Linked DNA regions of Homo sapiens: region 2 is linked to region 1. A link is a loop called in an ENCODE intact Hi-C map of the cell type or tissue named here. Cell type or tissue: spleen. All regions are shown on one strand. Each heading gives the region's core, and the rest is flanking DNA. Links, peaks and the distances in the headings are about the cores only.

The links. Hi-C counts contacts between places; a loop is a spot of excess contacts. Peaks named below come from ENCODE experiments on the same cell type or tissue, not always from the same donor. Only the 100,000 strongest peaks of a DNase experiment are listed, where the experiment ranks them.
Region 2: it touches region 1 in a loop (2.1-fold over the local background); 2 of 110 quality-filtered maps call a loop at or near these places.

Annotation. Positions count from the first base shown.
Region 1 is chr15:44,590,369-44,595,368 of GRCh38, forward strand. It overlaps SPG11 (SPG11 vesicle trafficking associated, spatacsin), which reads right to left. Exons shown (of 40, transcript NM_025137.4): 26 at 4,891-5,000; 27 at 1,963-2,070. Among named protein-coding and RNA genes, the nearest start is that of EIF3J, 56 kb to the left of the region's middle. RefSeq lists an enhancer at 2,711-2,810. In spleen, for the core only: a CTCF peak has its summit at 2,759 (motif pointing right); no DNase peak of the experiment used is centred there; H3K27ac peaks cover 366 bases.
Region 2 is chr15:44,749,779-44,759,396 of GRCh38, forward strand. It overlaps TRIM69 (tripartite motif containing 69), which reads left to right. Exons shown (of 7, transcript NM_182985.5): 2 at 5,122-5,598; 3 at 6,590-6,685; 4 at 8,843-9,076. Among named protein-coding and RNA genes, the nearest start is that of TRIM69, 18 kb to the left of the region's middle. In spleen, for the core only: no CTCF peak of the experiment used is centred there; no DNase peak of the experiment used is centred there.

The sequences.
Region 1 (5,000 bases), core at 1-5,000:
TTCTAGGATGCTGCAGGAAAAGGCTGATTTCAGAGGAGTGGTGCTTTCTTACCTGCTGCTGCTGTTTTTTTTTCTTTCCTTTGTGTTGGTAAAGAACAGGGTCTTCACTATGTTGCCCAGGCTGGTCGAACTCCTGGCCTCAAGCCATTCTCCCACCTCTGCCTCCCTGAGTGCTGGGATTACAGCTATGATGATAGCGCCCAACAGATGCTTCTTTTGTGACTTCATTCCTGATTTTTACTTTGGTTCTTGCTTCGTATTATTTTTGGAAGACTAATATTTGGTTCTCAGTCACTATAGTCTCGTAGTTCACTCTAGACTTCATACAACATAATCACAAAAAATACTGGGCGTTTTGGTGGAATAGAAACTTAACTGCCGGGTTTCAAAACACGTATATGTTAATAGGCACCAAAAACTTATAATTCAGTACCTCTGTGCCTAGTGCTGAGTTAGGCCCTAGTCTTGGCTGAATACTTCCTGTATACTTCTGAACACACCATAAAAGTCATTCTGAAGGTAAGTTTAACATGCAGGGCTTTTTGGCTGTGACGTAGGTTTTAGAAGACAATATTCCCTTCAATGGAATTCTCAAGACTGCCAAGATCTTAAATTAAGGAATGGTTTATAAAATCATGTGTCACATTACTGCTATCTTCTTACCTCTATTTGGAATGAATTTCCTTCTCTACTGTCTTTCCTATGCCCTATGTGGTCCTCCCTGTCCATTTCTCATCCTCTTCTCTTAAATTCCAATAGGACTTACCTACTCTAAGTAAAAAGATCATTTTGCTTTTGCAGCATCTCCCTTAATGCAAAGTTGTTTAAGGGAATTATTATGAGAAAGAACACTGGTAGTCAGCTCACTAAATTGCTACTATTCCTGCTTAGACACTGTTCCTGAATGTTTTCTATAACCATTCTGACTGGATTTTGATGTTTAGAAGAACAAAAGTTATATAATACTTCTATTCTTTTTTAAAAAATATTTCTCTTCTTGATTCTTTATCCTCCTGAGTGTCCTTGTTAAAATTAGCTGGGATTAGGGCATTAGTGCTTAGTCTTTATTTAATTACTTGTATACCTAACTCTGTTGCTCTAAGAAGAGGAACAAATGTGAACAGATGATGGAACTGGTTAAGCTGGTCAGGCAAGAATAAGAAGATACCTGGGAGGTAGCCAACTGGCCATAGGGAGTAATAGGCTAAGGAAATTAATGTGCCTATTTTCTGTGGTTTTAGAATCCTAGGCATATTCAAATAACTGATTTGGTATTTTCAAATATATAACTTTCAAATCTTCATTACAGTGAAGACCAGTGTGGCCGGACATGGTGGCTCATGCCTGTCATCCCAACACTTTGAGAGGCCGAGGCAGGAGGACTGCTTGAGGCAAGGAGTTCCAAACCAGCCTGGGCAACAAAGCAAGACTTCTTCTCTATAAAAAAAATATTAAAAATGATCGGGTGCAGTGGCTTACGCCTGTAATCCCAGCACTTCAGGAGGCTGAAGTGGGTGGATCACTTGAGGTCAGGAGTTCAAGACCAGCCTGACCAACATGGTGAAACCCTGTCTCTACTAAAAATACAAAACGTTAGCTGGGTGTGGTGGTGGGCACCTGTAATCCCAGCTACTCTGGAGGCTGAGGCAGGAGAATCGCTTGAACCTGGGAGGTGGAGGTTACAGTGAGCGGAGATCATGCCACCGCACTCCAGCCTGGGCGACAGAGCCAGACACTGTCTCAAAAAAAAAAAAAAAAAGATTAAAAATTAGCCACGCTACTTGGGAGGCTGAGGCAGGAGGATCCCTTGAGCCCAGGAGTTCAAGGCTGTAGTGAGCTGTGATCGTAACACTGTGCCTGAGTAACCGAGTGAGACACCAAGTCTTTAAACAAAAACAAAAAAGTCCATGCATGCCAACCAAGTGCAGATCAGTGAGAAAGAGCACCATAATTCCAACTTACCGTTTCAAGGCTCTTCTGAAACTCCAGAAGTTTAGCTTCAGCTTCTTTATAATTCCTGAAGAACATACACAGTTCATACATCTCCATCACCAGTAGTAACGGGGAATCCTTTGACAAAGAGTTTGAAAAAAATTACAAAATTTTGAACTTAATATTTTTTCAATGAATAATGCCAAATAAGAGAATGTTAAAAATGCTATTAATAAGGCAGGGCACAGTGGCTCATGCCTGTAATGCCAGCACTTTGGGAAGCCGAGCCAGTGGGATCACCTAAGGCCAGGAGTTCGAGACCACCCTGGCCAACATGATGAAACCCCATCTCTACTTAAAATATAAAAAAGTAGCCAGGCATGGTGGTGCATGCCTGCAATCACAGCTACTCCAGAGGCTGAGGCATGAGAATCACTTGAACCTGGGAGGTGGAGGTTGCAATGAGCCAAGACTGTGCCACTGCATTCCATCCTGGGCGACAGAGTGAGACTCTGTCTCAATAAATAAATAAATAAATAACATTAGCCAAGTGTGGTGGCATGTGCCTATAGTCCCAGCTACTCGGGAAGTTGAGGGAGGATCACTTGAGACCTAGAGGTTGTAGCTGTAGCTATGATCACATCACTGCACTCCAGCCTGGGCAACAGAGCAAGACTCTGCCTCAAAAAAAAAAAAAAGAAATGCTATTAGCAATAGCTTCACAGATTAAATCATGTACGTTAAAGTTAAATATAATTTCTTTTCCTTTTGGAAAAATGATACTCAGTCCAGTTATACCTACTCAACAATCAATTTTCTGTCTACTCTATACTTGGCCTATTGCACACAGGCAGGAAGCATTCCACTAGATGGTGCTATGACACCTTTATTATTATTTTTTATTATTTTTTTTGAGACATAGCCTCATTCTGTCGCCCAGGCTGGAGTGCAGTGGCATGATCACAGCTCACTCACTACAGCCTTGACCTCAGGTGATCCTCCCACCTCAGCTTCTAGAGTAGCTGGGACTAGAGGTGCGTGCCACCGTGCCCAACTAGTTTTTGTATTTTTTGTAGAGACGGGGTTCACTGTGTTGCCAGGCTGGTCTTGAACTCTTGGACTCAAGTGATCCATCCGCCTAGGCTTCCCAAAGGGCTGGCATTACAAGTGTGCGCTAGCATGCCCAGGCATAACATTTTAAACACACACACCTGGATAATCTGCTCTACTGATCCACCTTACCTACTGTTGCCTGTGGCACTGATTCATACATTTTATTGTTGTCAGTGGGAGTCGCTCAGTCAGATAATAGGAGTTCTGAATTAGAAAGTATGGCTCTGAACTGTAAATACACCACTTACTGAAGTATTTTGAGACCTTGGATAAGTTACTTAAGTTTTGTGAGCCTTGATTTATTAGTCTGTCAAATGAGAGCAACATCACTTCATAATATCTTTTTTTTTTTTTTTTTGAGACACGGTCTTGCTCTGTCACCCAGGCTGCAGTGCAGTGGTGTGATCTTGGCTCACTGCAACTTCCACCTTGCGGGTTCAAGTGATTCTCGTGCCTCAGCTTCCCAAGCAGCTGGGTTTACAGGTGCATCCTGCCACGCCCGGCTTTTTTCTTTTCTTTTTTTTTTTTGTATTTTTAGTAGAGACGGGGTTTTGCCATGTTGGCCAGGCTCATCACAAATTCCTGGCCTCAAATGATCCGCCCGTCTCAGCCTCCCAAAGTGCTGGGATTACAGGTGTGAGCCACCGTGCCTGGCCCATAATATCTAATATTATTTTCACATAGGATTATTGTGAAAACTCACTAAAATAATGTATAAAAAGCACCCTGAGGCTTGGAGCGGTGGCTCACGCCTGTAAATCCCAGCGCTTTGGGAGGCCGAGGTGGGAGGATCACGAGGTCAGGAGATTGAGACCAGCCTGGCCAACATGGTGAAACCCCGTCTCTACTAAAAATACAAAAAATTAGCTGGGCGTGGTGGCACGCGCCTGTAGTCCAAGCTACTCGGGAGGCTGAGGCAGGAGAATTGCTTGAACTCGGGAGGCGGAGGTTGCAGTGAGCCGAGATCGTGCCACTGCACTCCAGCCTGAGTGACAGAGCGAGACTCTGTCTCAAAACAAAAACAAAAACAAAAAACAAAAAACCACCCTGGGCCAGGTGTGGTGACTGATGCCTGTAATCCCAGTGCTCTGGGAAGATGAGGCAGGAGGATCACTGAGCCCAAGAGTTCAAGACTAGCCTAGCCTGGTCAACATGGCAAAACCCTGTCTCTATTAAAAATGCGAAAAAAAAAAAAAAAAAAAAGCCAGGCATGGTGGTGTGTGCCTGTTTTCCTAGCCATCTGGGAGGCTGAGTTGGGAGGATCACCTGAGCCTTGGAGGTTGAGGCTGGAGTGAGCCTTATTATGACACTGAACTACAACCTTACAACCTGGATGACAGAGTAGGACCCTGTCTCAAAAAACAAAATAAAATAAATACGACTTTGCTAAGTAAATGGTACTTTTGTTGTTGTTGTTGTTTTTGAGACAGTCTTGCCCTGTCATCCAGGCTGGAGTGCAGTGGCACGATCTCGGCTCACTGCAACCTCCACCTCCCAGGTTCAAGCAATTATCCTGCCTCAGCCTCCTGAGTAGCTGGGATTACAGGCCCACGCCACCATGCCTGGCTAATTTTTGTATTTTTAGTAGAGACAGGGTTTCACCATGTTGAACAGGCTGGTCTCAAACTCCTGACCTCAAGTGATCCACCCGCCTCAGCCTCCCAAAGTGCTGGGATTACAGGCGTGAGCCACTGCGCCTGGCCAGTAAGTGGTACTTCTAATATTATCATCATTATCTGTTGTTGGCTAAAAAAAAATCCAGGGATGGAAATAAGAAAAAGCCAAGAAGGGATATGCTGAAGTAATCTCTTAAGCTCTGGAAAGAAGTGAAGCAACTATCACTACCTTAAAGAAAAGCTGGAAACCTCTGATGAGAGTTTTGCTCTTTTGTCTTGTTAATAATGTTCTCCAGATGACTGAAAGATCCTCAAGGTTCCAGGTATGGTCCTCTGTTG
Region 2 (9,618 bases), core at 2,603-7,602, 160 kb after region 1:
TTTTGTTTAATTTTTTGAGGAACTGCCAAACTGATTTCCACAGTGGTTGCACCAATTTATATTCTCAATTAACAATGTACAAGAGTCCATTTCTCTGTATCACCAATACTTATTGTTTTCCATTAAAAAATTACGGCAATACAAGTGAGTGTGAAGTGGTATTTCACTGTGGCTTCGATTTGAATTTTCCTAATGACTAGTAATACTAAGTATCTTTCCATGTGCTTGTTGGTCATTTGTTTATCTTCTTTGCATAATTGTCTATTCAAGTCCTTTGTCCATTTTAAAAATTGGGTTGTTTATTTTTTGCTATTGAGTTGTAAGAGTTCTTTATTCTGGATAATAGACCTTATCTGGTATAGGATTTGCAAATATTTTCTTCCATTCTGTGAGTTGTCTTTTCACTCTTTTGCAAAAAGAAAACTAAAAATAGTTTGTTTTTTGTGATGTCTTTATCTGTCTTTAGGACCAAGATAAGCTATCCTCACAGAATGAATTAGGAAGTGTTCCCTCTTGTTTTTTTGGAAGAGTTTGAGAAGGATTGATATTAATTCTTTAAATAGTGGGCAGGATTACCAGTGAAACCGTCTGGTCCTGGGCTTTTCTTTGTTGGGAGGATTTTGATTACTGATCTACTCTCTTTACTTTTGTAGGTCTGTTCAGATTTTCTGTTTCTTCTTGAGTCAGTTTTGGTAGTTGGTGTGCTTCTGGAAATTTTCCATCTCATCTGGGTTGTTCATTTGTTGGCATACAATTGTTCATAGTTTCTTATAATCCTTTTTTATTTCTGTAAGATCTGTACTAATTTACCCACTTTCATTTCTGATTTTAGTAATTTAAATCTTCTCTCTTTTTTTCTTCATCAGTCTACTTAATGGTTTCTAAATTTTGTGGATTTTCCCTCCAAAGAATCGCATTTTTATTTCATTACTTTTTCTTTTTTTTTTTTTTTTTTTTTTTTTTTGAGACGGAGTCTCACTCTGTTACCCAGGCTGGAGTGCAGTGGCGCGATCTTGGCTCACTGCAAGCTCTGCCTCCTGGGTTAACTCCATTCTCCTGCCTCAGCCTCCCGAGTAGCTGGGACTACAGGCGCCTGCCACCACGCCTGGCTGATTTTTTATCTTTTTAGTAGATTGTTTTTCTATTTTCTATTTTGTTTCTTTTCTTTTGCCTTTTTTTTTTTTTTTTTTTTTTTGAGACATGGCCTCACTCTGCTGCCCAGGCTACAGTGCAGTGGAACAATCATGGCCCACTGCAGCCTGGACCTCCCAGGCTCACGTGATTCTCCCACCTCAGTCTCCCAAATAGCTGGAATTACAGGTGCATGCACCACACCTAACTTTTTTTTTTCTTTTTAGATGGAGTCTCGCTCTGTCGCCCAGGCTGGAGTACAATGGCACGATCTCAGCTCACTGCAACCTCCCCCTCCCAGGTTCAAGCAATTCTCCTGCCTCAGCCTCCCGAGTAGCTGGGATTACAGGTGCTCGCTACCACGCCCAGCTAATTTTTGTATTTTTAGTAGAGATGGGGTTTCACCACATTGGCCAGGCTGGTCTTGAACTCCTGACCTCAGGTGATCTGCCCACCTCGGCCTCCCAAAGTGCTAGGATTACAGGCATGAGCCACCACACCTGGCCTTTTAAAAAAATTATTATTTATAATTTTTAGTAGAGATGACATCTTACTGTGTTGCCCAGGCTGGTCTCAAACTCCTGGGTTCAAGTGATCCTTCTGCTTTGGCCTCCCAAAATGCTGGGATTACAGGCATGAGCCACCATGCTCTGCCTCTATTCTTTACTCTTTCCTTCTGCTATCTTTGGTTTAGCTTGTACCTCTCTTTCCAGTTCTAGGGAAAATTTTGGCTATTGATTTGTGGTCTTTCTTTTTTGATGTAGGTGTTTATAGCTATAACTTTCCTTGTTAGCACTATTTTCACTGTATCCCATAAGTTTTGACATGCTGTGTGTTTTTGTTTATTTGTTTTTGAGACAGGGTCTTGTTTTGTCACCCATGCTGGAGTGTGTAGATGTGATCTTGACTCACTGCAACCTCCACTTCCTGGGTTCAGGTGATCCACCTACTTCAGCCTTCCCAGTAGCTGGGACCACGGACATGTTCCATTATGGCCAATTTTTTTTTTTTCTTTTTGTATTTTTGGTAGAGACAGGGTTTCACTAGGTTGCCCAGGCTGGTCTCAAGCTCCTGAGCTCAAGTGATTGGCCTGCCTCAGCCTCCCAAAGTGCTGGGATTAGAGGTGTGAGCCACTGTGCACAGCCTGTATTTTTGTTTTTACTCATCTCAAAGTATTTTCTAATATTACTTATAATTTCTTCTTTGACCAATTAGTTAAGAGTGTGTTGTTTAATTTTCACATATTTATGAATTTTCCAGTTTTTCTTCTGTTATTGATTTCTAGTTTCATTCCATTGTAGTCAGAGATATTTTGTACGATTTTTTAGAACTATTTCTATCTTCACATCTGTCTCTTTTTGCTACACGTATTTTGAGGCTCTGTTGTTGGGTGTGTATATGTTTATAATTGTTTTATCTTCTTGATTGATTGACCTTTATATCATATCCTTGATAATATCCTTCTTTGTATTCTTGTAACAAGTTTAACAATTTTTATCTTAAAGTCTATTTTACTTGATATTAGTAGAGCTACTCCATCTTTTTTGGGTAACTATTTGTATGGATTGTCTTTCCAACTTTTTACTTTCAACTTGTTTGTGTATTTGGTTCTAAGGTGAGTCTCCTGTAGACAGCCTATAGTTGGGTCATATTATTTTTATCCATTTTCCTAATCTGTGCCTTTTAATCAGAAGTTAATCTATTTCGTCTAAAGTAATTACTGATAAAGACTTACCTATGCCATTTTGTTATTTTCTGTATGTGCTTTTTTGTTTCTAAATTCCTTCATTACTTCCCTTTTTTGTGATTAACTGATTTTTTTCTAGCATAACATTTTGATTCTTCTCTTTTCTTTTTCTTTATATTGCTTAGTAGTTTTTTCTTTAGTAGTTACCCAGGGGGTTATAATTAGTCAACTTTATAACGATCTAGGGTGAATTAATGCCAACTTAGTTTTAATAGTACAAAGCAAAAAATTTTACTATAAAAACTCTGCTCCTTTTCAGCTCTGTTTTCTCCTTTTTGTTGTTATTATCACCAATTATCTCTTTATACATTGCATATCCATTAACACACATAACTATTGTTTTGTGCATTTGTCTTTTATATTGAATAGGGGAAAAAGAGGAGTTAGAAACCAAAAACTGCAATATTGGACTTTACCTATGTAGCTACTTTTTCACTGGTCTCTACTTCTTTATATGGCTTGGAGATACTTCCTAGTTTCCTTTCATTTCAACATGTAGGACTCCTTTTAGCATTTCTTCTAGAGCAGATCTACTAGCATTTTTTGTAGATTAAGACTACTAGACAACTCCTTCAGTTTTTGTTTATCTGGGAATGTCTTAATTCCTCTTTTCATGAATATATAATTCTTTATTTTTAAAAAATTTTAATTAAAAAAAAGTAGAAACAGGGTCTTGCCATGTTGTTCCTGGGCTCAAATGATCTGCCCACCTTGGCCTCCCAAAGTGTTGGGATTACAGGTGTGAGCTACTGTGCCTGGCTGGATACAGAACTCTTAGTTAACAGTTTTTTTCTTTCGGCAGTTCAGATATGTCATCTCTCTCCTTCTTGGCTTTCATATTTTCTGAAAAGAAATCAGCTAGTAATCTTACTGAGAATCCCTTGTATGTGAAGAGTCATTTCTCTCTTGCTGCTTTCAAGATTCCTTCCTTGTCATTGGACACTTCAATTATAATGTGTCTCATTGTGGATCTCTTTGAATTTATCCTGCTTGGAGTTTGTTGAGCTTCTTGGATGTAAAATTTCATCATATTTTGGAAGTTTTCAGCCATTACTTTTTCAAAAATTTTTTTTTTTGAGACAGAGTTTCACTCTTGTTGCCCAAGCTGGGGTGCAGTGGAGTGATCTCAGCTTACTATAACCTCCACCTCCCAGGTCAAGCAATTCTCCTGTCTCAACCTCCCAAGTAGCAGGGATTACCAGTGCCTGCCGCCATGACCAGCTAATTTTTTGTATTTTTAGTAGAGACAGGGTTTCACCATGTTGGCCAGGCTGGTCTCTAACTCCTGACCTCAGGTGGTCCACCTGCCTCGGCACCCCAAAGTATTGGGATTACAGGCTTGAGCCGCAGTGCCCGGCTGCTTCAAACATTCTTTCTGCATTTTTCTCCTTTCTTTCTGAAATTCTTATTATGTCTGTTTGATAGTGTCTTGTGGATCTCTTAGGCTCAGTTCATTGTTGGTCATTCCTTTTTTTTTTTTTTTTTCTGAGATGGAGTGTCATTGTTGTTGCCCAGGCTAGAGTGCAATGGCGTGGTCTTGGCTTACTGCAACCTCTGCCTCCTGGGTTCAAGCAATTCTTCTGCCTCAGCCTCCCAAGTAGCTAGGATTACAGGCGCCTGCCACCACACCCAGCTAATTTTTGTATTTTTAGTAGAGATTTTTAGTAGAGATGGCTAACCATCCTGTGTTAGCCAGGATGGTCTAAATCTCCTGACCTCGTGATCTGCCCGCCTTGGCCTCCCAAAATGCTGGGATTACAGGCATGAGCCACTGCGCCTGGCCTGAAATGTGTTTTTTTAAAAAGGAGTGAAGGGGACCCTGGATGGTTGACGATATCACACTACTGACTAAGGAATCTGATTGATTTTCCAATTCTTTGTATATAATTTCTAGAAAACAAAAATAAAATAAAGGTAATAACTAGTAGAGCAGAAGTTGAAAAATAAAACTTTCAAAAGACACTTGGGGAAAGTGGGTAAAGAGAGAGATGTACAACAAAGTACATTTCTTTGATTTAGTACTGTTTCTTCCTCTGCCTTGATTCTTTATTAAAGTTTAAATAGCATCATACGCTATAATTTCAGAAAACACTCAAGTTACTGGTTCACTTTCAAAGGAGAGATTATGTGCTTTTACTTTAGTTGTACCAATTTTCAGCTCCTTTAGGAATGGCGCCATCATCCTGGAGTGTTAAAATGGGCAACAAGAAAGATAAACTCATTTTAGCTGTTCTTTTCTAAAGGTATCCACCAACCCCTCCTCCAACATCGATCCAGGCGACTATGTTGAAATGAATGATTCAATCACCCACCTACCCTCTAAAGTGGTGATACAAGATATTACTATGGAGCTACACTGCCCTCTGTGCAATGATTGGTTCCGAGACCCACTGATGCTAAGCTGTGGCCACAACTTCTGTGAAGCCTGTATCCAAGACTTTTGGAGGCTGCAAGCAAAGGAAACATTCTGTCCTGAGTGTAAGATGCTATGTCAGTATAACAACTGTACATTCAACCCTGTACTGGACAAGTTGGTAGAGAAGATTAAGAAGTTACCCTTACTCAAGGGCCATCCACAGTGCCCAGAGCATGGAGAGAACCTGAAACTGTTCAGTAAACCAGATGGGAAACTGATCTGCTTTCAATGCAAGGATGCTCGGTTGTCTGTGGGGCAGTCTAAGGAGTTCCTGCAAATCTCTGATGCTGTCCATTTCTTCACGGTGGGTGAGCCCTGGGCCTTGAACAATCCCTTAGAAAAACTAGGAAAAATATTTCATAGGGCTTCTTCTTTCTTCCAACCCCATCCCTTTATTCAAATGATGATTAGAAAGCCCAGACTGCTCAGAAAGTACAACGTATCTTGCAAAGTTCTTTTTCTAGAGTTGCTGCTTATAGGAAAGGAACAGTGGAGGAGCCCTGGCTTACTCCCTCAATCAAATCTGTACCTAAACTCTGCCATGGTAGCACTCTGCTAAACACTGTGTAGAATATGGATAGATAAGATATTGCTCTTGTTATAAAAAATTCAAAATTTGGTTAAGTTTAAAATGAAGAAAACAACAGAAGCAATATTAAGATAGCCTCGTGTTAAAAGTTAAATTTTGTCACATTTGTAATTCTTAAGGGTTTAGAATTTCTGAGACTATTAGAGAAAAATGAAATAGGGGACATATAGTGAAAGAAAGGGAAAGGACTTGAACTGGGAAATCATTTGGATTTTGAAGGGCAGAAGGAAGAAACAAATGTTCCAAGTGAGAACAACACAAGTAAAATGATAGATGCTGAGAACAGTATATAACTAGAGTGGAAAATGTGTAGAGTTCTATTCCCTTCTTCAAATCCCTGTAGCTAGCTACTAAGAGAGAAAAACTAAGTTTTAAGCTGTAATTTACTCCATAATTCTTTTTTTTTCTTTGTTTTGAGATGGGTCTCACTATGTTGCCCAGGCTGGTCTCAAACTCCTGGGCCCAAGTGATCCTCCCATCTCAGTCTCCCAAAGTGCTGAGATTACAGATGTGAGCTGCCACACCCGGCCTTTTCTTTTCTTTTTCACAATTCTTGAACGAGACAAGAACTATGATACAGGGGAAGGGGAAGATTTTTGCAGCAAGAGCTTGCTTTTTTCTTGCACACTGGGGCCTTGGGGAAGATGTCCTTTATGGTCCTTCATCTCCCGAGTTAGTCTGGGTTAATTCTATTTGATATTCCCAGGAGGAGCTTGCCATCCAACAGGGTCAACTGGAGACAACTCTGAAGGAGCTTCAGACCCTGAGGAACATGCAGAAGGAAGCTATTGCTGCTCACAAGGTGAGGAGCAAGAAAGAGGGGTTATGAGATAGAACTGGAACACACCCTCCATGTAACTTCAGCTATGGGTACAAAGGTGCCTAACATATATTATCTACACACTAAATGGTACCTAGGCTATGGAATTGGAAAACTGAGTCTGTAGGGTGGAAAGGAATATGGTGGTGGAGTAGGTTCCTAATAGCTGATCAACAGAGCAGATTAACCTTTCCCCTAATATGCTGATCTTTTCGATAGTTCAGTCACCAGGTGACTGTCGTGGCGTTGAAATGTGTCTGGTCTTTGGCTTTATCTATGGCAAAAAAAAAAAAGGAACTTATTAGAAAAAAATCAATCACTAAAGATTGCTATGTCCAAAGAAATACCTTTATTTCCTTTGAGTTTATAACCAGACACCTCTGGACTAGGTCTCTAAGGTCATAGGCTTTTCCCAGCTGATTTGATCTTCTTAGCTTCCTCCAAGCTAAATAAAGCTATTGTCTGCACTTTCAACTTCATAGGCACTCTAGGACAACATTAATGGCTAGAGCTTTGGCAAATCAGTCCCTAGATTGGGGGTGCTAAATTGGAAGTTCTGTTTCTTTATTCATTATTCTATGGAGAAGAGCCTTCTCAGGTATTTGGCATCTGGAAGAAAAAAATATGCAGACTCAGGGAAAGAAGAAGGATATATGGAAGTAATGATGTCTTCAGAAAATCTTGTTCCTTTTGTAAAAGTTCCTATTAGTGTGAGCATTCATTCATTCATTTAACAAATATTTATTGAGTGGGTCAGGCATAATACTAGATATTGGGGATGGGAGACAGCTGTTAATTAAATAATCCCATGAGTAATAATAAAATAACAACTGTGATAAGTACTATAACTGAAAGTATAGGGTATGATGATAGCATATAAATGGAGAACATAATCTAGACTGGGGGAGGGGTGTTCTCTGAAGAAGTCACATTAAAAATTGAGAATTGAAGGATAAGTAACTTATCCAAGTGAACTGGGTGAGTGGGGATATGAAGGAGGTAGCCTGGAGAAGAATGTTCTAGGAATAGAAAAGAGTATCTGGAAAAGTCCTGAGATGGAAAGTTAGCTGCTATGTTAAACAGAGAAAAGGCCAATAAAGCTGGAACATGCTAAGCAAGATGATATTGATGAGGTGGATATGGGCTCACTGTAACCTCATACTCTTGGGCTCAAGAGATCTTCCCACCTCAGCCTCCTGAGTATCTGGGACTAGTTTGCCACACATGGCTAATTATTTTATTTTTGGAGAGACTGGGTCTCACTATGTTGCCCAGTCTTGAACTCCTGTTCCAAGCAATCCTCCCAGCTTGGCCTCTATAAGTGTTGGAATTACAGGTATGAGCCACTGTGCCCAGCCAAGACTATCTTAAGGTGCAATAATAATTATGGACCATGGGATCCAAGCTAGATAAGAGAGGACATGAAGGTAGAAGTTCCTGAATAGAAATGGAGGGATCGGTGAATAGGAGGTTTCAATGAGATCCAATAATTGTTGCAATAGGAGTATCTGAGTGAGCCTGGTGCATAAAAAGTTATTTTGGAGATGATACAATTGCTGGGGGTGATAAAATCCTAGGTGAGACTATAGGAATGAATCAATAAATGTGGAAATCACTAGAAATGAGGAGAATGAGGAACTGAGAAGCCAGGATGTCAAATAGTTTAACTGTGAGGATGTTGAGGTAACCCAAGGAAAAAGCTGCAAGTGTAACAGTGGCATTCCCCCAGTTCTGATTTCTAGGTAAGGACAGTTCTTCCAGCCTCCCAATACCCCCAGTCTAACAGTACCACTTGGCAGCTTTTGGATTACCAATCTAGGAGGGTATTATCTTTCATTCTAGAATGTTTGACTAACTCCACAGTCTTATTTAATATGGCATTGGTTACCATCTCAGTACTGCAATAGGAAACTGGAGGTCACTTTTGCCTATTTCATCCTGAACTATTAAATTAGTTGGAAAAGGAGTAAGTCTCCCAAAGGACTCATTTTAGTATGACTGAATTTGATATTCAGTAGCCATTTGTATGCATTTTTCTGTGATGGTATTTACCAAGTGTGTGAGTGTTGGTGGTGTGGGCCCCCATCCCCAAGCACTAGTCTCTGCAATAACCATGGTGATAATCATGGAGGTTTCCAGGAAAACAAGCTACATCTGCAGCAACATGTGTCCATGGAGTTTCTAAAGCTGCATCAGTTCCTGCACAGCAAAGAAAAGGACATTTTAACTGAGCTCCGGGAAGAGGGGAAAGCCTTGAATGAGGAGATGGAGTTGAATCTGAGCCAGCTTCAGGAGCAATGTCTCTTAGCCAAGGATATGTTGGTGAGCATTCAGGCAAAGACGGAACAACAGAACTCCTTCGACTTTCTCAAAGTGAGAATCCACACCAATATGATTATGGGTACCTTCCTACCTAGAGGGGGGAAGAGGTTTGGAAAGAATGCGGAAGTGGCTTTTCACATCCAGGGAAAACAAAACAAAACAAAACAAAACTGTTATAGTGCTTTTAAGATTCTCTGGAAGAAAAGGAGGAGGCTGCTTCAGCTATACGCACAGCAGAAAGCTTTACTTTCATCCTCTTAGGAAATACGATTTTTAAATTCCATTAATAATAGTATATAGTAATGGTTTAATATTTTTCCATAAAGAGCTTGATGCTTTATTTCTCAAAAATAAAAATGTTGCAGCCTGAGTTGTATCTTTGGCTCTCAGCAATCATAAGCTGACCTGTCTGAAAAGCTGTTTTCTAACCTTTGCTTTCTTAAGCTTCACCTCTAAAGAAGCGTTGGTTACCATCTCAGCACTCAGAAGTTTAATTAGCTAGAGTAAGGAAAAGTGGCCTTGGGACTGGGATACCTAATGTGTTTTTCTTCTGAGACTATTTGAAAGTATAGGTAAAGATAGCTTAACCTTAA